Linked DNA regions of Homo sapiens: region 1 is linked to region 2. The links are chromatin loops, found by intact Hi-C in ENCODE. Cell type or tissue: PC-9. All regions are shown on one strand. Links, peaks and the distances in the headings refer to the core of each region. The heading gives the core; the rest is flanking DNA.

The links. A loop is a pair of places that touch in the nucleus more often than their neighbours do. Peaks named below come from ENCODE experiments on the same cell type or tissue, not always from the same donor. Only the 100,000 strongest peaks of a DNase experiment are listed, where the experiment ranks them.
Region 1: it touches region 2 in a loop (5-fold over the local background); 4 of 110 quality-filtered maps call a loop at or near these places.

What each region holds. Positions count from the first base shown.
Region 1 is chr10:97,909,612-97,920,609 of GRCh38, reverse strand. CRTAC1 (cartilage acidic protein 1) reads left to right here. Exons shown (of 15, transcript NM_018058.7): 5 at 2,954-3,110. Among named protein-coding and RNA genes, the nearest start is that of MIR3085, 39 kb to the right of the region's middle. RefSeq lists an enhancer at 5,541-6,117. In PC-9, for the core only: CTCF peaks have their summits at 5,479 and 5,678 (motif pointing left); no DNase peak of the experiment used is centred there; H3K27me3 peaks cover 901 bases.
Region 2 is chr10:98,462,282-98,473,279 of GRCh38, reverse strand. The region is part of intron 11 of HPSE2 (heparanase 2 (inactive)); the gene reads left to right. Among named protein-coding and RNA genes, the nearest start is that of HPS1, 21 kb to the right of the region's middle. RefSeq lists silencers at 5,234-5,333, 5,384-5,433. In PC-9, for the core only: CTCF peaks have their summits at 5,443 and 5,644 (motif pointing left); a DNase peak (open chromatin) is centred at 5,639; H3K4me3 peaks cover 753 bases.

The DNA.
Region 1 (10,998 bases), core at 1,803-9,802, 550 kb after region 2:
AGTGTCAGCATCATCTGGGAACTCGTTAGAAATGCAGATTCTCATGGCTCACGCCAGACCTGTTGGTCAGAAACTCAGGGGATGGGGCCAGATGTTTAAAAAAAAAATCTGTGTTTTAACAAGCCCCCCAGGTGATTCTGATATAGGTTAAAGTGTGGGAACCACTGCATTGGCCCCAAAGCTGCAGAAACATCTTCCTTCCCTTGGAATCATCTCACCCTCCCAGAATTACCATGGTCAAGTTCACATATGAATTTCTGCAGTCTTCTACAACCGTAACACATCTGCGTTTGTCAGTTTATACCCCCGAAAAATCAAAGTAAGGAACTAGGTATAACTGAATTTTGTAAATATCCTAATTTCTAGCAGAGTGAATTTCAGTCCATTGAACTTATTGCTCATTTGTTGATGAGATTGCTGCCAGCTGGTAGGGTCGGGAAGGGTTTGTGATGGCGCACTTTCCTCTTTGGCCCCTTCATTCACTTTTCATCCAGTCATTCTGCACAGCCTAGGATGGCTGAGAACTTCTCAAAGTTCTCCCCTAATCAAGAAGCCATGTTAGGCCAGGTGTGGTGGCTCAAACCCTTAACCAGCACTTTGGGCATCCAAATGGGGAGGATAGATTGAGACACCAGGAGTTCAAGACCAGCCTCAGCAATATAGGGAGACTCTGTCTCTACAAACAAACAAACAAAAAAAAAAATTAGCTGGGTGTGGTGGGGCACACCTGTAGTCCCAGCTACTTGGGAGGCTGGAGTGGGAGGATCACTTGAACCCAGTCGAAGCTGCAGTGAGCCTGAGTGACAGAGGGAGACCCTGTCTTAAAAAAAAAAAAAAAGGCTGTACTGTAAAGCAGTGCATCTCAAACTCCAATTTTGCACAGGAATCACATGGCGGTTTTGCCACAATGCAGATTCTGATTCAGCAGGTCTTAGGGGGTGGTTGCTGAGGGTCTATATTTCAAACATGATCCCAGAGGTCACCAATGCCACTGGTGTAGGGACCACTTTGAGTAGCAAGATTTGTAAAGCACAGATTTCCGGGTAGCAGCATAAAGACTCAGATAACCAAAAGAGAAGGAACAGAGCAATCTGTAGGGAACAAATTTACCACCTTCTCCAGCTTCATCCCTTGACACTCTCTGCCTTGCATTTTATATTCCAGCAACATTGAACTAACTGCTGTAGTTTCTCTACATACATCCTCCTCTTTCTCATCTCTACTTGGAAGGTTCTTTTCCCTCCAATTCACCTGACTGAGACTCCTTTAAGAAAAGTTTTTCAGAACTTCCCATAGTTAGGTGCCCTTCCTCTGGGTGAGGAGCTCCTCTTCTGTGTGCCCAGGAAATCCTGTACGTGTTCTCTGCCATATGCTTGTATCATTGTTGATACATCTGTGTCACCCAGGAGACTCTAACAGGAAACTCTAAGCTCCCTCCTTGGCCTCACCCACCAGTCAGACAGACTCATGTGGCTCTTAATCAGCTTCCTCAAAGAAAATAATCCCTTCAAAGATTGGCCAAGCACGGTGGCTCACACCTGTAATTCCAGCACTTTGGGAGGCTGAGGCGGGGGGGGGTGGTGGATCACTTGAGGTCAGAAGTTCGAGACCAGCCTGACCAATATGGTGAAACCCTGTCTCTACTAAAAAATACAAAAATTAGCCAGGAGTGGTGGTGCGTGCCTGTAATCCCAGCTACTTGGGAGGCTGAAGCAGGGCAATCGCTTGAACCTGGGAGGTGGAGGCTGCAGTGAGCCGAGATCACACCACTGTACTGCAGCCAGGGCAACAGAGTGAGACCCAAAAAAAAAAAACAAAAAACACCAAAAAACCCACAAAGATATAAAGTCACTGACCAGTTAGGTGGAACAAGAATTGTGCTCATGGTGCCAATGGATGAGACATTGAAGCAAGGAAAGAGGACCACCAGTCTTGTTGCTGTGAGCTCAACAGTTTCTCTTAGGACCTTTTAGGTTTATGGCTTGTCTTTCAAACTAGACTACAAGCAACCTACGGTCAGGGACTTTGTCTTAAGTACATTTTTAACACAGCACTTGGCACATAGTTAGAGCTTAAGAAATATTTACTGTCCAATTAATTGGAGGGAAGTGATGAAAAGGATGAGAGAAAAGCCAGAAAACTGATTTAGAAAGTGTGTGGATCTCTTGGGAAGAAGTCATCCATTGAAGAAATAGCACCATTATAATAACAGGCAGAAGAGAAGAGTCTTTCATCAGCAGTGTTTTGGACTAGAGAAGAGAATGACTCTTGCACGGAGGAGCTGGTGCCCAGGGCTGCTCCTGGATGCAAAGGGAAAAGCAAATCTTTGAGACAGTGTTATAAAGACAGAAGTGATATTATCTTTCTTCCTGGTAATACAGGGGAAATAAGGGAAGGGACGAGGGAAGTAGGACCCCTGCAAATCTGTGCCTCTCGTGCTACCAAAACAGAGGAATGAAGAAGCGCGGGGTGGGAACAGGGGGAGGGAGATGGCTCAGGAATTTGCTTGTCATCTTGGCTGGAGTGAGCTTGAATGGGAGAGAGAGACTGAGAATAATGGGAATTGGTAGATCAATCAATCAGCAAATATTTATTGAGCAGCTACCCTGGCTGGCAGCTGGAGAGAGCTCAGCTGGAGGGAGGCACATTAGAAAATTGTCTATAAAAAGGTGGTTGTGGGGGAGAGGGAGGGGTGTGTTCTTCTGGAACAGGATGGAAGGAAAAGCAGCCTGCTTTGTTGTACAACTCCTGGGAGTGTCATTCACATGGTAGCCTTTGTGAAAAGCCCCTCTGGAAATGCGCCATGCACAGCCTGCAAGGCCATTTGCAACAGACCTGGGGAGAAGAACCCAACCCTGTGAAAGAGCTATGGTCCTACCTGGGGTGGGGAGGGGGCGGTTTCTGGGATGAGCCAAGGTGGCCCTGCTCACCTCTCCCTTCCCTTCTTCCTCAGGGCTCTGGACGCTACTCTATCTACATTGCCAATTACGCCTACGGTAATGTGGGCCCTGATGCCCTCATTGAAATGGACCCTGAGGCCAGTGACCTCTCCCGGGGCATTCTGGCGCTCAGAGATGTGGCTGCTGAGGCTGGGGTCAGCAAATATACAGGTATGCAGAGTGACATGGGAGGTAGTATGCTGGAGGGGCTGGGGCTGGGGGCCAGGGCCCTGCAAGGCTGAGTCTAATTCATCAGAGACCACAAGGAAAGGGTGGCCTTATGTCCCTGGTGAGGGGAGATGAAGGCTCCATTCCATCCTGCCACCCACAGAAGGCTTCTCCCACACTGCCTCTCCAAGCATTGGTGAGATATCTGGCAGGTACGAGTTTTGGGGTACCCAAGAGGGGACATCTGGCTTGCTGGAAAGTGGGATGTGAGAACACCACATCATTTTCTCCCTGGAACCTCTTGCCCCACTGCCTCTGGTAACCTCAATGATGGGTGAGCAGGTTCTGTAGGAGAAAACTGACAAATCACAAAAGCCGAGATTTAAAGCATTCTTTATTGCCAAATCGCAGATGAAATTATTTACTTACACATAAGCAACCAGGAATTGAGTGCTAAATCCCTAGGCTTCAGCTGGGTCCCGTCTCGGATAACTGAGCTCAAAGAATTGAGTTCTTGTTCCAAAACCTCTCCAGCACTTTTTTTTGAAGGCACGCTCTCCCCTCATCTTTCTGGTTGGGGGACCTATTGTCAGACTCTCTGACAGGGAGATCTTTCTAGGGAAGGCTGTTTTTCTAATTCCAGCACGGCTGCTGACTAAACTCTGATAATCTGCCAATAGACTGCTGATGGCAGAGCAATCCAGTTCCTGTTTTGGGTGCCAAAAATCAGGAAGCCAGAGCTGTACACAACAACTTGTCATGTGAACTTAAGCCACATTCATACCAGACCTGCACTTGGGACAGAGAGATCCTCTTGTTGGTCGGCCTTCCCAACATACCCATCCCAACGTGTGCAGCAGAGGCTTCCAAAGTGGCAGCCTCCCTCAGTCTGAATCCTGGGGCTGGAAGGATGGTTGAGGGGTCCTTTGGGGTACCACCCTGCCTCCAGACACCTGGGTGGTGGCATCATCTCAAAGTCCTGCCCAGAAAGGGTTGTCACTGCCTCTCCTGAGTTTACAATGCCTTTCCCTAGCCACTTTTCACCCTGGTGAAAGGGGGAGATTAATGTTGACCTGTCTTACAAAGTTTGTGGGAACAAATGACTAGACAATAAAATGGTTAGCACAGCTCAAGCCCCATCTAAGTGCCTGAGAGCTCCGCGCGTGAAGGTACCATGGAAAGGCTGTATCAGTAATAAACTATGTTTCCCCCGGAAAAGAAATAAACATGCAGGCGCTTCAGCCTAGATTTGTACAGTCAATTTTTTCTGCATAGTTGCCAGTTCTGTGCACTGGGCTGGCTTGGCAATTAAGTGCCTTGATCTTGCAAGGGAAGGGGGGTGCACTGGGGGGATGAAGCACTTGAAAATGACAAGGTGGAAGGGAGGCAAGGACTGGGAGAGCAGGCTAGACACAGAATAAAAGAATCTGGAGGTTGCGGCTGGGTTTGAGCATGAAGGGGGCATTGTTCACGCTGGCTGGGCTGGCACAGAACCGAGGAGCGGGAAGGAGGAGACCCAGAGGAGGCAGATGAGGAGCACAGTGGGGATGGAAGCACCAGCCAACTGTGCCGGCTGGGCTGGAAGGACGGGCAGTTCAAGGAAGAAGCAGCAGCTTTGGTGGAGGAACAGAGGGAGGCTGGGGCAGCTGGCGTGCCCAGAGGACGTGTTCGAACAGCTCTGCAGACTTCCAAAAGCCATTTGGCTGACAAGAACCTATTTGGCCCACCATGTTACTATTCTGTCTGCGCGCCTTCTCCAGCCCACCCTTTCCCTGCCCGCCAAGCCCCCCAACACTACCCTGTAGCCCCCCTTGTCACTCAGCTAATGACACATGGACGTCTGGCTGGAAAACTAGCCCGGAGTGTCCCCCACCCCCGAGCCCCAGGAATGGACCCCAAATGTAAGGGCCGCCATGCTGAGCCCGGCCTGATGGCTGAGGCTTTGGGCGCGTGGCCAGCGCTCAGCACCACTGTGGTGCCAGGGGGCCTGAGAAGCTGGGAGGAAAGCAGGCAGAAGGGGCAGGCCATGTCCAGATGTGCACTCAGGGAGCTGGGAGGTCCCTGGAGCCAAGCCACACAGCACCTGCCTGCTAGAGAGCTGTATGACCTGGGAGAACCTCCCATTTTACAAAGAACAGACGGAGATCCAGGGAGGAGAAGGGACTCGCCCAAGGTCACACAGGAGGTTGGTAGAGAGCTAGCACTTAGAGCCCCATCTCCTCCTGATGCTTAAACTGCCACAGCCCGCTGACCTTTCCGATGACCTCCAACTTAAGAACCCTACCAGCCTGCAAGACAGGAGGGGCTGTGAGGGGAGGCCCACACCCACTGGGATGACAGCCCCAGGCTGGCACCCGGACTTGAGGCAGCCCCACCCGGGTTGTTGTGGCTGAAGCAGCTGCCTGGCTGAGTGTTCAGGACAGCGGGGGAGGTCCAGCCACCCCAGGGCAGGCTAGGCAAAGGTGCTATCCAGGTACCGGCCTTCAGCACTGCGGGAGGGGGAGGGGAGGCCTCCTCTCTAGACATTATCCATTTCCGCAGCTGCAGCTGCTCCGCTGGGTCACAGTGCCATCTAGTGGCCACCATGCCAGCTCTCGGGGGACTCGAGGGCCCCGGGAGGGTGGCCAAGCGAGAGATTGGGAGAGAGACTGGGGCAGTAGGAAGACCACTCTCCCATCCCCTGGTCCCCAACTTCCCCAGCTGCTTGAGGCCTCTTGAAGCCGGGACAGTGCCGGGAGCTGCCCTGCCTGGGAATCCTGGGAACTGGGTTCTGGACATGGCCAAGGCCCTGGCGTGGAACCAGATGGAAAAAGAGGAGGGGAAGGTGAGAGGCAAGAGTCCTGCACTGCCTCCGCGGTCCAGGCCCCAGTGACCTTGGGCATGCCCCTCAGCTTTTCTGAGGACATTGAACTAGCAGGTGAGGGGACAGGGTCTGGAGCCAGGCCACAGGTGCAGGTCCAGCCTACCCTGTGCATTACAGCCTAGGCAGTAGTGGGCAAACTATTCTCCCAGCCTCAGTTTTCTCATCTTCAAAATGAGAGTGTTGTGAGAACGAAAGGAGGCGCACATGGGACATGGCTGGCACATGGCCTGGCACACGGGCAGTGCCCACCTAGTATAGCAAATACCAACACCTTCCACTCTGAGGCTCTGCCAGAGCGATGCCAGGGCCTTCTGCTGGGCACCTCCTGGGTACAGGGAGCACTGTGCAAGGTACAGGGGGATGCACAAGAGAAGCAGGCCCAGCCCCTGCCTGGGAAACATTCTCTGTGTGTCCCCCCAAACCTCCAGTCCTGGGCATGGCCAGCGGCATCTTCATCCCCATCCCCTCTGGGGTCCATCTCTCTGCTCTCCTTCCTGCCTGCCCTGCCTCCCCTAGGCCTCGCCTCCTCCCCAGGAACTCTGCATTTTGGCCTCACCCTTTGAGGCAGCATCTGTCCAGGCTGCAAGGTGGTGATTAAAGAAGCCTTAAAAGAAATTCGGAAAGAAAATGAAGGTGGATTTATGATGTCAGGTGGGGAGTTTTGCTGTTGGCTGGGAGCAGTATGGAACAAAGCGGAGGGCAGATCTGATTTATAGGAAGTCATTATTGAAGGAGACGGAGATGCCTAAAGCCCAGCTGAGGCCTTCTGGCAGATCCTCACCAGTGAGCTCAACCAGGGGCTACAGAGTGGGGGCCAAGGGGCCTCCTAGCTTCCCAGGTGGGCGCTGGCCTTTCATCGGGAGTGAAGCCAGATCTGACAGCCAGGGACCAGGCAGGGCTGGAGTGACAGGCTCCCCAGCCAGGGCCCGGGACCCCCAGGAAGTGCAGCACGGGCCTGCTAGGGGTACCCAAAGCCCAGGACACACAGAGACCTTTTCCCTGGGGTGTCAGATGCATTTGATGAGTATCGGGGGGAACATTGCGTTTCTTTTAAAACAAACACAGATATGTTATAGAATTGAAATGTAATTTTTGTGTGCATTTTTCTCAACACAAGAGATTTTAAAGAAATGTCAAGCCTGTGGCTAGCCTCTCTGGGTTATACCCCTAGGCTACACCCCCAGGCTTTGCCAGTGCAAATCCCTCCTCTGTCAAGAGGAAACAAATGATGGGGCCTGTCCTGCTGCCCCACCCCTTGCCTTAACATTCTGCAGAGACAGGGCAGGAAGGATGAGCGGGGGTGTATCCTTGTCTAATACCCGCCACACAGTCAAGTCCTGCCCAGGCTCTGAAGGCTCCCAGAAGGCTTGGGAGTGGCAACACCAGCACCTACACAGTTATCTTGTCTTATAATTTTTCAGGAAATTTAGGATGAGAGACCCTGTTACCATCCTGCACTTGATCCTCACATCCCATTTTCCAGCATGTTTACACACACACACACTCTCTCTCTCTCTCTCTCTCTGTGCCCATTCCTGCACCACGTTTCCAGCATTTCTGCCCTACTCATTTACAATATCTTGGATGCTCTTGGCAGCCTGCGAATCATGGCATTCACCAGAATCCTGTTTCTATTAAGGTCTCAGCAGATGGCCAAGTTCCCTGGCCGAGGGGCCTCACCTCAGAGTCTCTGCTGATGCAGAGGGTGCAGGGCTAGATGGGCACAGGAATCAGCCCCCAACATGCTTATCCTGTGTCCACCCTGGAGGATGCATTCATTGCAAAGTAAGCTAGTAGCAATCTTGGAGATCTTCTCAATTCCCACCCACTTTACAGGAAGGAAACTGAGGCCTGGAGAGCATGCTTCCCGTGATCCTGAAGGAGGGGAGGTGCAGAGGCCAGGCAGGAAGCAAGAGGCTTTACCTTAGCACCACGAATCCTTGTGCTGCCTCATCCCTGGGTCCTCAGACCCACAGCTTGGAGAAGTTCAGCTGCATGCACACCCTCCCTCCCCACCATCTTTCCCTGTCTCACCCCCCAGTCCCTGAGGGCTGGCCCAGATGCAGTCTGAGAGATGGATTGTCTGCACCCGACTTGTACTTGGGTCTGCATTGCCAGCGTGCCAGGGCTCAGAGGTAAAGGGATGGTTCTTGAGGACAACCAAGGCTGCCCTTTGGGGGTTGGGCCCAATGAACAGATCATCAGAGTGCCAGAATGTGGCTAGGGGAAATGGGGACCTCCAAGGGGCATTTTCCCCTCTAACTCCAGCCCCTACCCAGCCTGATGGGCAGGGTGAGCAGAAGCCTTCAGCAGGGATGGGCAGGGAGGAGCAGTCACACCCCAACAGCAGAACAAGGAGGTCTTTGAAGCCTGAAAGTGCTGGGAAAAAATAAAGGGATATTATTCACCCAGCAGGTGGTAAATAGTCCCAGCTAATGACTGTGTGGCACCTGACATTTTCCAAGGCACCTTCCAAAAACCAGCTCACTTAATATTTATGACAGCCCCGAGAAGGAGCCATTATTATTATCACTCTTATGTTCTAGCTGAGAAAACAGAAGCCCAGGAAGGTTCAGTGATGAGCCCAAGGTCACACAGCTCAAACTTGGACTTTCTGACCCCCGGTGCCGTGGTGTCTCCCACAACCAGCACTGCCTCTCCAGCTCCGAGAGAATGCGCTGGCCTCAAATTATAAAAGAATTAATTGATGCAAGGTGGAGTTAATTCCCTGTTAGAACATCATTCTCCAAAGCTAAATAAAGATGTTCCTAACTGCCCCCTGGGTGACCGAATTTGGTGTGTACTAAACCTTAAGAGATGGAGGAGAGGGAGGGTGTGACAAAGGAGAGAGGAGAGGAGGGGAAAGCCCTGGTAGAAGACATTTGCTGAATAATTGGCCTTTGACATTGGCCTGGCAGAGCATAGGCATGGCAGCCTACATAATGATGGGTGGATTCTATTGGTTTGAAGAAGATTTGCTTGTCGACCTGGGAGTCGTTTCCCTATGGCATCAGTGAGGGGTGCAGGTACCTGGCTGCCCCACCTCAGCCCCCCGTTGGGCCCCCATTGTAAAGCTGCTGGGGCTGGCACCCAGGAGGCCAGCTTCCTGACTGTCGACTCACCTGCTCCCCAACTATGCAGCCAACTTGCCGAGAAGGAGGTGTGGGTAACATCTCTGTTATGGTCCGGTTGCCATGGCAATAAATTGTGGCTAATTAGTAGTGTGGTTACCATGGCAATTTTCTAGTAATTACAGGTTACAAATGGTACAAGGCTTCAACCCAACCCAATTAGTTAATTAGAAAGATTTAGAAATTTGTCCAAAAGGGAAATAACCTGCTTTGTAGAAAATGAAGGGAATGTGTCACAGCTTGGGAGCCAGAGGCAGAGAGGAAATTGGAGGATGTGGAAGCGGAGGAAGAAGGATGGAGCTGCGTGGAGGCAAGTGCCTGAGTCCCACCTGGAATTTCCAGGGGCCCGGGCAGGGCTGAGGGATTCTCAGAGAAGCTGGTAAGACCAGGGCAGGGACAGCTGCCAGCAACCACTTAGTGGCACCTCTTTTAATGGGCAGAGGTGGTGCCCAGGTTGTGACCCCACATCCTTTCCTGCTGGCTTTAGGACAGGCCTCTGGAAGCCACCCATGCCACTCCATAGCTCCCATCATGAAGAGTGGATGCTGTGTCTTGGAGGACATTCCAGAGGAGCAATGTGAATTCAGTGGCTTCATTTTCATGCGGCTTGGGCTCTCTTTGGCAGCTAATGAGATTATCTGGGAGGAATCTGGGAGGCATCCAGCCCAGAATGTGTTAACTATGAGCGCAATAAGAGTGGCAGTGCCATCGCCCCACCTCATCTCCCTGGCCTCAAATGCCAGCTCTGGTGGGCAGGCTCCATTTGCATAGGCGAAAAAGGCCCCATGATTTCCCCTGGGGGCATCTCTCAGAGGATGGGAGGCACCTAGAGACCAAGAGAACCCCTGTCTCAAATAAGCATGGTCACTTTGGGGAAACCTCTGCCCCATCCAGAGGCGGGCCTGGCCTTTCTTTACACAGGTGTACTTGAGCTTTCGTTTATTTTTTTAAAAATCAAGTTCTTCTGGAGTGCTCTGATAACTCTTCTTATTATAGTAAACAACCCTTTAGAGCAGTACTTTTCAAACTTTAATGCGCACATAAACCACCCAGGGGTCTTGTTAGAATGCAGGTTCTGATTTCATTAGGGGCCTGAGATTCTGCAATTCTAGCAAGCTCCCAGGTGACATTCCTGCAACTGCTTCTCAGACCTGGCTCTGAGCAGCAAGGCTGCAGCGTCCACAGAGCCCTTTCATACAGCTCATCGTACAACATGATGTTTTGAAATAATGTAGACATTGTGGAATGGCTAAGTCGAGCTAATCAACATATGCATTATCTCACATACTTTTTTGGGGGTGACAACACTTAAAATCTACTCTCTTAGCAAGTTCAAGTATATAGTGCATTCTTATTAACTAAAGTCACCATGTTGTACAATGGATCTCTTGAACTTATTCCTCCCGTTAAACTGAAGTGTTGTATCCTTTGACCAACATTTCCCCAACACCCCTACCCCTAGCCCCTAGTAAACACTATTCTACTCTCTTCTTCTATGAGTTCAACTTTTTTAGATTCCACATATAAGTGAGATCATGTGGTATTTGCTTCTCTGTGCCTGGCTTATTTCACTTAGCATAATGTCCTCCAGGTTCATCCACGTTGTCACAAATGACAGGATTTTCTTCTTTAAGGCTGAGTAATACTCTATTATGTATATATATCACGTTTTCTTTATGTATTCATCCATTGATGGACACTTCGTATCTTCATTCCATATCTTGGCTATTGTGAATAATGCTGCAGTGAACCTCAGAGTGCAGGTATCTCTTCAACACACTGATTTCATTTCCTTTGGATATATATACCTAGTAGTGGGATTGCTGGATCATATGGCAGTTCTATTTTTAATTTTTAAGGAGCCTTATACTGTTTTTTATAATGTCTGTACTCATTT
Region 2 (10,998 bases), core at 1,402-9,401:
CTCCTGACCTCAGGTGATCCACCCATCTCGGCCTCCCAGAGTGCTAGGACTATAGACATGAGCCACCGCGCCTGACCACCTTTCAATTTTCTTACCTCATCCAAACTTAGTTGAAGAGGTCTGAGATGGAGGAGGAAATATGAACATTTTGTTATTACAATTCACCTCACTAACACAATATAGTAACATTTTTTACATCTTTGCCAACTCCATAATAAAAAAAGTATTCTTATGTTAATTTCTATTCTTTGAGCATTAATGAGCCTGAAGATTTTTCATATGTTAGTATTGTATTGCTTTTATGAATTTTCTATGTCCTTTGCTATTTTTCTGTTGGGGTATTAGTCTGTTTTATTAAGTTTGCTCTAATACAGGTATAAGGCAATTTCCTCCATTGCTATCTATGTATTGAAATATTTTCTCTAGTATTTTATTTGCTATTTTTCTAACTATTAGAGTATTATCTTGACATACAGAAATATTCCCTTTTATATAGTTAAATATGTTTACCTTTCTTCCATTCTACTTATATGTGTATGAATTTACATTCTTGAAATCAGATCAATATGCATCTTTATTTTCTTCCAGATTCTTTTTTGTTTCACTTGTATTCATTTCTTTGATTCACTCGGAATCTGTTTTGATGCATGGTGAAAGGTAAGGAGCCTCAGTGCCTATAACGTTCAGGCTAAGACCATGTGAGGAAAGCTGTTAACCCCTGCAGGGCTTCAGATGTTAAAATATCAGGAAAAAATAGGATAATTTTTTACAAAGCAAGACTTAGAATCAGACATCTTTGACCTGGAGCAAAAGGCCCCCCTGGTGCAGATCAACCACATCAGCTGCAGCCCTTTTGAAAGGCCATTCAGAGCCCCTCAGCAGGAAAGACAAGCTGCAGAGGCTGAGAGCACCGAATGGCAAGAAAGTGCCTGGGATCAGGGAGATTTACGAGCTGGCTGTGAGTTAACAGGAAAGTGGTACTTACTCTAAACACTAGCATTCAGGTTAGTGCCCCAGTTCAGAAAGGCCGAAATAGACACTGTAAAAAGCGGAAATATAAATATATATGTAAGAGTATATATATATATTTATAAAAATACTTATACTTAAGGTTCTGAGGCAGTATATAGAAAAAAAGAAAGAGAAGTAAATATGTAGAGAAATGAGCCTCACAAATCTTGTTAATGCAAGCTTACTCATTGAAACCCAGAGGAGTTTGGATTCTTTTAGCCCTTCTGCTAATTTAAGAGATAGTAGCTATAACCAATGTTAGCTACATAAATAAGTATATACATACCTGAAAACAACAGTGAGGATACTGAATGACACATTCTTCATTCCCTTAGTTCCTCTTGCCTGAAGAGAATTTGAACCACTCTTTGTCTATAAGGAGCTCTCTGCAACACAGTCTAGAACTTGAGAGAAATCTGAATGATTTTATAGAAACTGACTTTCAAGAAAAGAAAAAAGTTGTTCTTTTCAGTGTTCAAGAAACACAGAGTTGGCTATCAGCGCTGATGCTTCATCTGATTTGTTTCCTAAGTCATCCTGTAAAGTGCTACACATGAACATCCCTGGTACACACCGAGGAGCATAATCATCCCACCAAGGTACAAGCGGGAGGGGGCAAGACATCCAGCGAAGCAGTTCCAGTGAAACAGCAAAAATGCTCCCTTCAGTCTATGGAGCAAAAAACTTGTCTTTGGAAAGTTCATATCTTCCTTTTAGGTTAAAAAAAAATGTAGCCTCCTGACATGGCACTCAAAAAGTAAGAAAATCTCTTTTTATTCGAAATAAATTCAGAATGTAACAGTTAGAAAGATATCTGAGTCCCCTCCACCCCCAGCTACAAACATATCCCCGCCCCTTCTTCTACCCGTGGTGTTCAACCTTGGCTGCACTTCCAACTACCTGGGGAGCTTTAGAAACCCCAATGCCCAAGCCACACCCCAGCCAATTAAACCAAAATCTTTGGGTTGGGACCAAGGCACCAGTATTTGTTAAAGCTCCCCAGGTGATTCAAATATGTGGTCAAGGTTGAGAACCACTGTCCCACTATAAACTTCTAGAACAAGATCCCAGATGATTTGTATCTTCGATTTTTCCCAGATTAGATTCTTCATTCAGGCGCTATGCCATTTTGCCAAAGGTGTGAACATGCCATGAGCCCCTGGGAGTTCTCTGTGACTGAGTGGAAGGATGAGTGCTGGCTTCTCAAAGGTTTTATTGTTTGTTTTGTTTTAACTCCCAGATTACTAATGTGGAGATCACTGTGCCGATTAGAGGATTATGAAATGCTTTTATGTTTTACAGCGACTTGACATTTTAAACCAAGATGTTTAGGAATCTAGGCTTTTCACTGTTATTTTCCGAGAGTTTTTTGTTTGTTCTCAGATCCAGAATATATTTTCCTCCAGTTCACTCCCAGCAGCTGGAAACTCTCTGCGTAGCTGTCCATTAAGGCTGTGGTATCCCCTCTTCACCTCCACTCACTTAGGGACCCTCGTTGTAGGCAGGGATTTCCATTCTGTCCCAGATGACCTAGACGAAACACCTGTAAATGGGCAAGTTAGGGTAGAGCTAACATATTTCTAAACAGTTGATTCTAAAGTGAGAGAGCAGCAGAATATGTGGGCAGTTCTGGCTGACTGAGAAGAAATGGCCCTCGTCTTCTTCTTCCCCTGCACCTTCCAGAGGCTGTGATGAAGAAATGTAAGCCTTAAGGAACTGAAAGTTCTAATCCAGCTTATCCCTATAGTGGGGCCTGGGCCCTGAATTGGTGTTTCTTTGGCTGCTAAGCATCAGGAAGCCCAGGGCAGGATGTGGGCTCATTCCAGACAAGGGGCCTGGAGCATTAAACTGTGGACCCACTGCCAAACACCAGCAATACCCGTGCAGACTAGCCTTCCCTGCTTACCCTTGCAACAATGATTCAGAGTCACCCCACACTTTGCACTTGGATATCTGTGGGATCTGGAACAGAGCCTGTACCACCTGAGACATCTTTTTTCCCTTTTGAGATTATACCAGTACACCTGATGTCATGGGGAATACTTTGTCAAAAGTTAATAAAACAGGTATTTATCACCTTAACATGTGTGTTAAACATAACTAAACATGTTATGTTTAAAACGTGTGTTAACATGTGTGCATACACACACACACACACACACACACCTGCCTTCCTACCTGTCTTCACTCCACCTGTAGACTGCTGTAAAGGGGATGCTTTGTAGCCCCACATTCTCTCCTCCAGCTCCACACAATTAGGACTGGGGAAACCTGGTCCCTCTCCACAGAGGCTACCGTAACTCAGAGACAAAACAGACCACCTAAGGGTAAATATAGGAGATGGGATTATGAGAAAGAGAGAGATGAATTCTGACTTGGGAATCTGAAAAGTCTCAGGGCTGAAGGCCGTGGAGCTGGAGCTGGAAGGATGTGCCATACTTCTAGGAAAGGCTGTAGGAAAGGCAACTTCCAGCAACAGGATGAGATCACTAAGGGTTTGGAAGTACAGAAGTTCAAGGCTCATTTTGTTTGGGAGGTGGCAAATCATCTCATGTGACTGGAATACAGGATGCTTTGTGGGGCAAAGGGAAAGGCCACAAACACATAATAAGCCCAGACTGCAGAAGGCCTTGAAATCCAGGCTAAGTCTGATTTTCCTCCCTTCCTGCTCTTTGTGTAATATCTTTATATGGTGTGTCTGCTCAGACATTTGCATATTTCAGTGTTTTCTTAGAAGACAAGGAGTAAGTCTATTGTAATTTAATTGGTACAATGAAAAGAACGATGGAACTATGAATAATGCCCCTTAAACACTACTTGTAAATGTTGATGATGATGGCACCAATTCTTTACAGTGGTAGGGGGACATAGTTAACCACATGCTGAAGTCTCCATGGTTTTTATAGCTGGTTCCTATTGTGTCCTGTGGTTTGAGTGTGATATGCCTATGACATGGAGCTTTGAGATGGCTGCAGGATCAGATTTTCTTTCCAAACTTCCCCCAGATGATTCCCTCATCTGCTGGGAGTTAACAATATCAGTATAAATCCAGGTTCCTTAGTCAGGCTCTCATCTTGTCTGCCAAGTGTGCTAAATTATTTTAAGCCATTAGAAGCACATGGTAGAGTCCATTATGGATTGGATCACTATTACACAGACTTGGATAGAATACAGATCAAATCCTGACCCCCAAACCACACTACATCCAGGAAAAGCCTATATCCCTAACAACTTGCCTACAAAACCCCCAGCTCTCCTTGTATAAAGGGTCCTGGTATTTTCTCTGGTCAGTGATACAGAAGCTAGATCAAAACTGCTCACCATTTCAGCGTGTCCCTCAGAGGGTAGGATGGAGGGCAAATAAACTTCTCAGCCTCAAAATGTCTTAGGGACAAGGAACTCCAAATAGGGTATGGGCTGTTGGAAGGGCAAGGGAACAGGATACTATTTTCCCCATTTTCTCTCTCTATCCCTTACAGTCCTCTCTGTTAACAACAGTAGAGGAAGAGATTGGAACATACAGCCAGGCATGACTCCTAGAGCAGTTGATTGAGCAGAACTCAACAAGTATTAACTAAACAGCTATCATGGACAAAAAGGCACTGAGCCGCATACTATTGAAAATTGAGAAATGAAAAGTCAGTAGCAGACAAAATGACCCAAGCACACAGATAAAATAAGCCTGAGAGGGACGCTAAAAGGGAGATGCAGATAATGTGCCGCTCTCCCAGCTTGTTATCAGGTGAGGTCCCAAGCAGGAGGCTACCTCTGACAGGGCCTGGAGGGAAGAACAGGCTTTTGAGAGATTCCACCGGATTCCAGGTAGAGCAAAAAGCACATAGAAGAAAAGTTCAGGACACACTTGAAGTAATTGCCCCCGTGACTCCTGAGGAGTGGGAGCACCCCAGAGAGGGTCATGACGGTCTTAGAGCCTTTCCTCCAGCCGGACATGGGGTACCAGGCGACACCACCTGCAGGGGCCACTTCTGAGCAGCCTTCCTCAGCGTGGTAGCCATCACTCAAGGCAATTTCAGACGAACTTCCTGTTCAAGCTGCCCCAGATGCACCGTCTCCCCACCGAGCAGGAAAGGGAAGCAAAGCCCCTCTGTCCTCAAACCTGACTGGGCCTCCTCGGGACTCTAACCTGCCCCTGACCTGGAGAAGGGCAGGGCAGCTGCACATACCAGCTTCCTCGCTCAGCGAGGGGGCCGGGAGCCTGCAAAGCACAAACAGGTGCGGGGCCGACCCGACTGGCGGCCGGGGGCAGCCGGGGACCCGGAGCCCGGGAGAGCCCAGCGCCGAGTCGTGGCGGGCGCCGCAGACCCCGCACCTGCCCTGGGACCCCCCGTTCTCTGCACGCTGGCCGGGAAGCCGGCACCCCTGCAGGAATTGCAGTCCCGTTTCGCACGTTTCCTTAATATTAGGCCACATTCCAGGTGGGACCCTTGCCAACGGGACCGCAACGAAGTTCTGGTTGGGATTTGATTGATTCTGTGATTTGTTCCTCCGGGAGGCCAAGCGCAGGGCACATCTCCCGGCCTTCCTGAGACTGGAGTGCGGGATTTGGAGGCAGGCGGACGCATTCCGGCTTCCTGGGTGCCACCCCGAAGTCAGACTGTCCTGGCACCATTGTGTAGGACAAGAGTGACCTCTAGTGGCCCCTAGGAAAGCACACTGGAGGAAAGGGAGCTGATAACTCAAGCGCAGGCCCATACAAACACACAGTCGGACTTATCTCTCCCCTGCCCCTCCTCCTTTCTCTCCCCCTTCCCTCTCTCCCTCTCTCTCATCATTTAACAATCCAGAAACTGAGACCAGAAGCGGCTGGTCACATACCTAGACCTGCACATTTCATGTCCCAAGCCTGGACTAAAACGGGTTTCTGGCCTTCCTGTCCAGAGTCTTTCCTTCTAGGTAGTAGTTCTTTTGCCCACGTGTTTATATCCAATGTGTCTTTTATTGACGCCTCCTGTGTGAGTGGGCGGACAGAAGAGTGACGGATGAGTAAGACACATGGGCTTCCAATCTAGTGGAGAGACTGACAAGCAGTCAGCTCAGCGGTCACAATACTGTGTGACAGGAGCTGAGATCCAAGAAGTACTGGGTCCTGTGGGAGCACCCCTGACTTGAAGGACAAGTAAGAGTTAGCCAGGAGAAGGAAGCTGGAAGGGAGGAGGAGGGCATATGGAGAAAGGTCCGGGTAGAAGGAAACCGTGTGCAAAACCCCTGTGCTTAGGCCGCGATTAGATAAATGGCCGTAAAGAATGAAAGGAGGTGGGGGTGGAAGGGAGCTGGAAGGGGCGGGAGCTAGAGTGAGCCTCTTGGCGGTTGGAGAAGTAGATAATAGGGCCTGTGCATGGGGACTTCAGACAATGTTCTAAGATCAGCGGGAAGCCACTGAATATTTAGACAGGTCAATATCATGGTCAGATTTCTGTTTATGCAGGATCACTCTGGGCTTGGCATAAAACTTTGCCTTAGGCTAGCTGTTAGTCATAGGCAACCCAACTGAAAAACGGTTAAGCCAGAAGGGATCTTAGGGTTCATCTGATCTATCACCCCTCACCTTACAGATGGAGAAACTAGTCTCAGAGAAGGCAAATGTTCTGAAGGTGGGTGAGGCAGAACTGATTTTCTTTTCTTTTTTTTTTTTTTTTTGAGACGGAGTCTCACTCTGTCACCTATGCTGGAGTGCAGTGGTGCAATCTCGGCTCACTGCAACCTCCACCTCCCGAGTTCAAGCGATTCTCCTGCCTCAGCCTCCTGAGTAGCTGGGATTACAGGCACCTACCACCACGCCCGTTAATTTTTGTATTTTTAGTAGAGCCAGGGTTTCACCATGTTGACCAGGCTGGTCTCGAACTCCTGACTTTGTGATCCGCCTGCCTCGGCCTCCCAAAGTGCTGGGATTACAGGCGTGAGCCACCGCACCTGGCCAGAACCAATTTTCTTTAAGTCCCTTCACCTCCCACTCAAGGCCCCAAAATATGCTATGCCAGCCTGAACTACACACCAGCTCCCAAGGCTGCTCCTGATAAAACACATAATTCCCCACTAAAGATCCCCTCTTGCCAGACTGTAGTCCAGAAAATTATCTTCAAGCTTTAAAAAGGACATGCTCCCTGACTTACTTCCCTGACACCTCAGAACAGTTGAAACCTTGCTTAAATATCCATGGCTATCGAGAACAGTGATAAGACATGAAGACCAGAGACTGTAGACAGGTGGGCGGAGGGTAGCGGGGGAGTGACCAGGCCAAGGGGCTCCCATGGAGACCTGGGGAGCAGAGGGCTTGACTCCAAACTGACACTTTGAATCCCATTTTAAATAACATTCAAAATTAATAAAACAAGTGTAGGGATTGGAAAATAACTCAGACTTTGTAAAAACAGATGGTGATAAAATGCAGTTGTCCTAATATTTGGATAATTTAAATACCCTCAGCAGTTCAGGCAAGCTAGGGAATTAAGAGAAATAGTTCAACCTAGGCTGGATCATTCAGCATTTGATTTAAAAAGTCACGAGCCATTTAGGAGGTCTCAGAATATGATGAAAATATGATAAGGACGGTTTTCAAAGAAAGAAACATAATCCTGGTGAACACCAGCTGGAATTGGAGAAACAACATGAAATAGTAGAAAGAGGTGGTCAGGAAGCCAGAATTTGAGACCTAGCTTAGCCACTTATTAGCCACATGACCTTGCCCAGACCACTTAACCTGTCTAACCTTGTCCCCATAGTAAAGTTACAATAATAGTAATACTGGCCTATGTATCTCCTGGGGCTCTTTAGCAATCACATGTGACAAGGGAGGCCAGATAGGGCTATGGTTAAGGGCGTCAGTGCAAATCTCAGCTCTACCACTCATTGGCTGTATGGCTTAGGTGAGTTTTAGACCCCTCTAAACTTTGATTTGCTCATCTGTAATACAGGAATGCTAACACCTGCCTCAATTGTTGTAAGGACTAAATGAGATAGTCAAAATAAATCATAGCATAGTGCCTTTTGCATAAATAGTGCTGCATAATTGGTGAATTTTATCATTAATGTGATTATGTTTACAAGCTTACAAGCTGTTCAATGTATCTAAATGAAAGATTATTGTTATATTTAGCATGATATGACTGCTGGGTAACAAGATAAATATTAAAAGAAAAATATAGGCAGGAAGAATAGAATGGAAGTGATAAAGCACATGGCCCATCTTTATAATGAAGGGACTTTGTGGATAAGGATGTATGAGGACTCAAGGTCTCACAAAACCTTATTCACAAAATTAACTTATGCTCACTTAGCTAAGAGATGGTCGCATAGATCTTTTTTAAGGATGGAAAACACTAGCAATGATCAATGGTCTTATGTCAGGTTGGAATGAGGTATCTAGTGAGTGGCTGAGAGAATCAGTGATAATTCAGATCTTATCTAACATCTCCACAAGCCAACAAGAGCAATAGTAATTGGCGCATTAATGAAATCTGTAAACACACTCAGCAAACCTCCAGGGAGCCTCTTTAGAGCTGGAGAAACTCAATCCAGGAAGATCAGAAATAATGCAAAAGAGCCTCAAAAGCCCATTCACTTGCTCAGAAAATATTTAGCCCCTACTCTGTGCCAAGCACCTCTTTAGGCATTGAGGATTCATAGCCCAGTGAGGGATCAAACAAGTAACTCACTACAATAAGGGCCACAGTTAGAAATAACTTTGGGTGCTAAGAGAGTCCAGAAGTGGGGCTCCAAACCCAACCTAGGGGTCAGAGAAGGTTCTCCAGAGGAGGCAACACCTACACAGACGCTGCAAGGATCCATTGCAGTTAGTCTGGCAGAGGAAGACAGCTGGAGGGAGCACCGCACAGAATGATATGACTCGGAAGCAAAACTGCAAGTCATTTTATTTGGTCATGCTAGGGCACGGGGGCTTGGCCTCTTCAAGCATGTGGGTTCCTTTTAAATGTCAACAAATGTCACGGTCTTCCACATTATAGTAATTGTCCTTTCAAAATCTATTCCTTAAAAAGTACATGATACCTCCCTCCCCCAAAAAAAATCTATTGGGAATTGAAGAACAGTTTTAAATGAACTTATGTTTTAATCCCAAAACTGCTGACTAGCATTTACTTTTGAAAAATATTTTCTTTCTTTTTTTGTGTTTTTTTGAGACAGAGTCTCGCACTGTTGCCCAGGCTGGAGTGCAGTGGTGCAGTCTGGCTCACTGCAACCTCTGCATCCCGGATTCAAGCAATTCTTCTGCATCAGCCTCCTGAGTAGCTGGGATTACAGGTGTGCGCCACCACACCTGGCTAATTTTTGTATTTTTAGTAGAGACAGGGTTTCACCATGTTGGTCTGGCTGGTCTCAAACTCCTGACCTCGTGATCCACCCACCTTGGCCTCCCAAAGTGCTGGGATTACAGGCGTGAACCACCGCACTCGGCCTGAAAAATGTTTTCTACCTTTTTGTTATTTTGGAGACAGGGTCTCACTGTGTCACCCAGACTGGTGTGTAGTGGCACAGTCTCAGCTTACTGCAGTCTCAATGTCCTGGGCTCAAGCAATCCTCCCACCTCAGCCTCCCAAGTAGTTGGGACTACAGGCATGTGCCACCACACCCATCTAATTTTGTTTATTTTTTTGTAGAGATGGGGGTCTCACTATGTTGCCCAGGCTGGTCTCAAATTCCTGGACTCAAGTGATCCTCCTGCCTCAGCCTCCCAAAGTGCTGGGATTACAGGCATGAGCCACCACACCCAGCCTACTATACTTTTGAATTAACTTGTGTATTTCAATCCCAACAATATCTACTTACATTTTCATTGAGAAATATTTACCTCATCTCTGTGAAAGACATTATTTTTTCATTCGTCATCTTTGTGTATGCATATATTAATGAAATTCTTACAATAACTGGCAACCCCCTACCAATGCCCACTCCCAGAGGTCTGCGATCCACAGTGAGCGTTGGAGGGGGGACTGGCGGGATCTGAGACTGGAGAGGTAGCTGGAGCTGGGTGTCATTGTTCACAATAAAGTGTAAGGGAAGGGGAGTGTTGGCAAGTTTGAAGCGGTGCAGTGACAACAGATAACTGTCAGCAATGTGGCACAGAGATAGGTTAGGAGGCAAGTTCTGAACTAAAAAGATAGCAGTGGATGGAGGAAAAGGAGCAGATTTGAAAAACACTATAAGGTCGAATTATTTTGACTTGGCTACCCTACACAAGGGAATTGGGGGAGAAGTCTCAGAAGACTCCAAGCTTTCTGGGTACAGTAATTGGATAAATGGCGGTACCATCACAAAGATAAAAAAAAAAAAAAAGCAGAGATAAGGACAGAGTTTGAGGAGAAGATTTTGAATTTGGACCTAGTGACTTTGAAATTCCTGTGGACAGCCAAGTGGAGATACAGAAGTTCATAGAAAGAATGTAGGTAGGGTAGAGATACAAGCTTAGGGAGCATCAGCTTGTGGATAGTGACCGAAGTCAAGGGTGAGAGCAGCAGCAACCTGGGAGGAGTGCAGAGTGTGGGGACAGAAGAGTCCAGGGACAAAACACTAGGAACCCTAGCATCTGAGAAGCAGGCAGAGGGGAATGGCTCCCTCTCAAAAAAACAAAAACAAAAACGAAAACAAAACGCCATCCAGAAATGGAGGAAAACAGAGAGAAATATCATGGGAGCCAAGGGGAGAGAGGGTTTTGAGAATGGAGACCTGAAAATGTGAGTACCACAGAGCAGTCAGGTATGATAAGGACCAACAAGTGCATCTGTCCACAGTGACATTAAAAACAATAGCAACAACAGGTCAGACACGGTGGCTCATGCCTGTAATCCCAGCATTTTGGGAGGCCAAGGCAGGTGGATCGCTTGAGGTCAGGAGTTCGAGACCAGCCTGGCCAACATGGTGAAACCCCGTCTCTACTAAAAATACGAAAATTAGCCAGGTGTGGTGGCACATGCCTGTAGTCCCAGCTACTCGGGAGGATGAGGCAGGAGAATC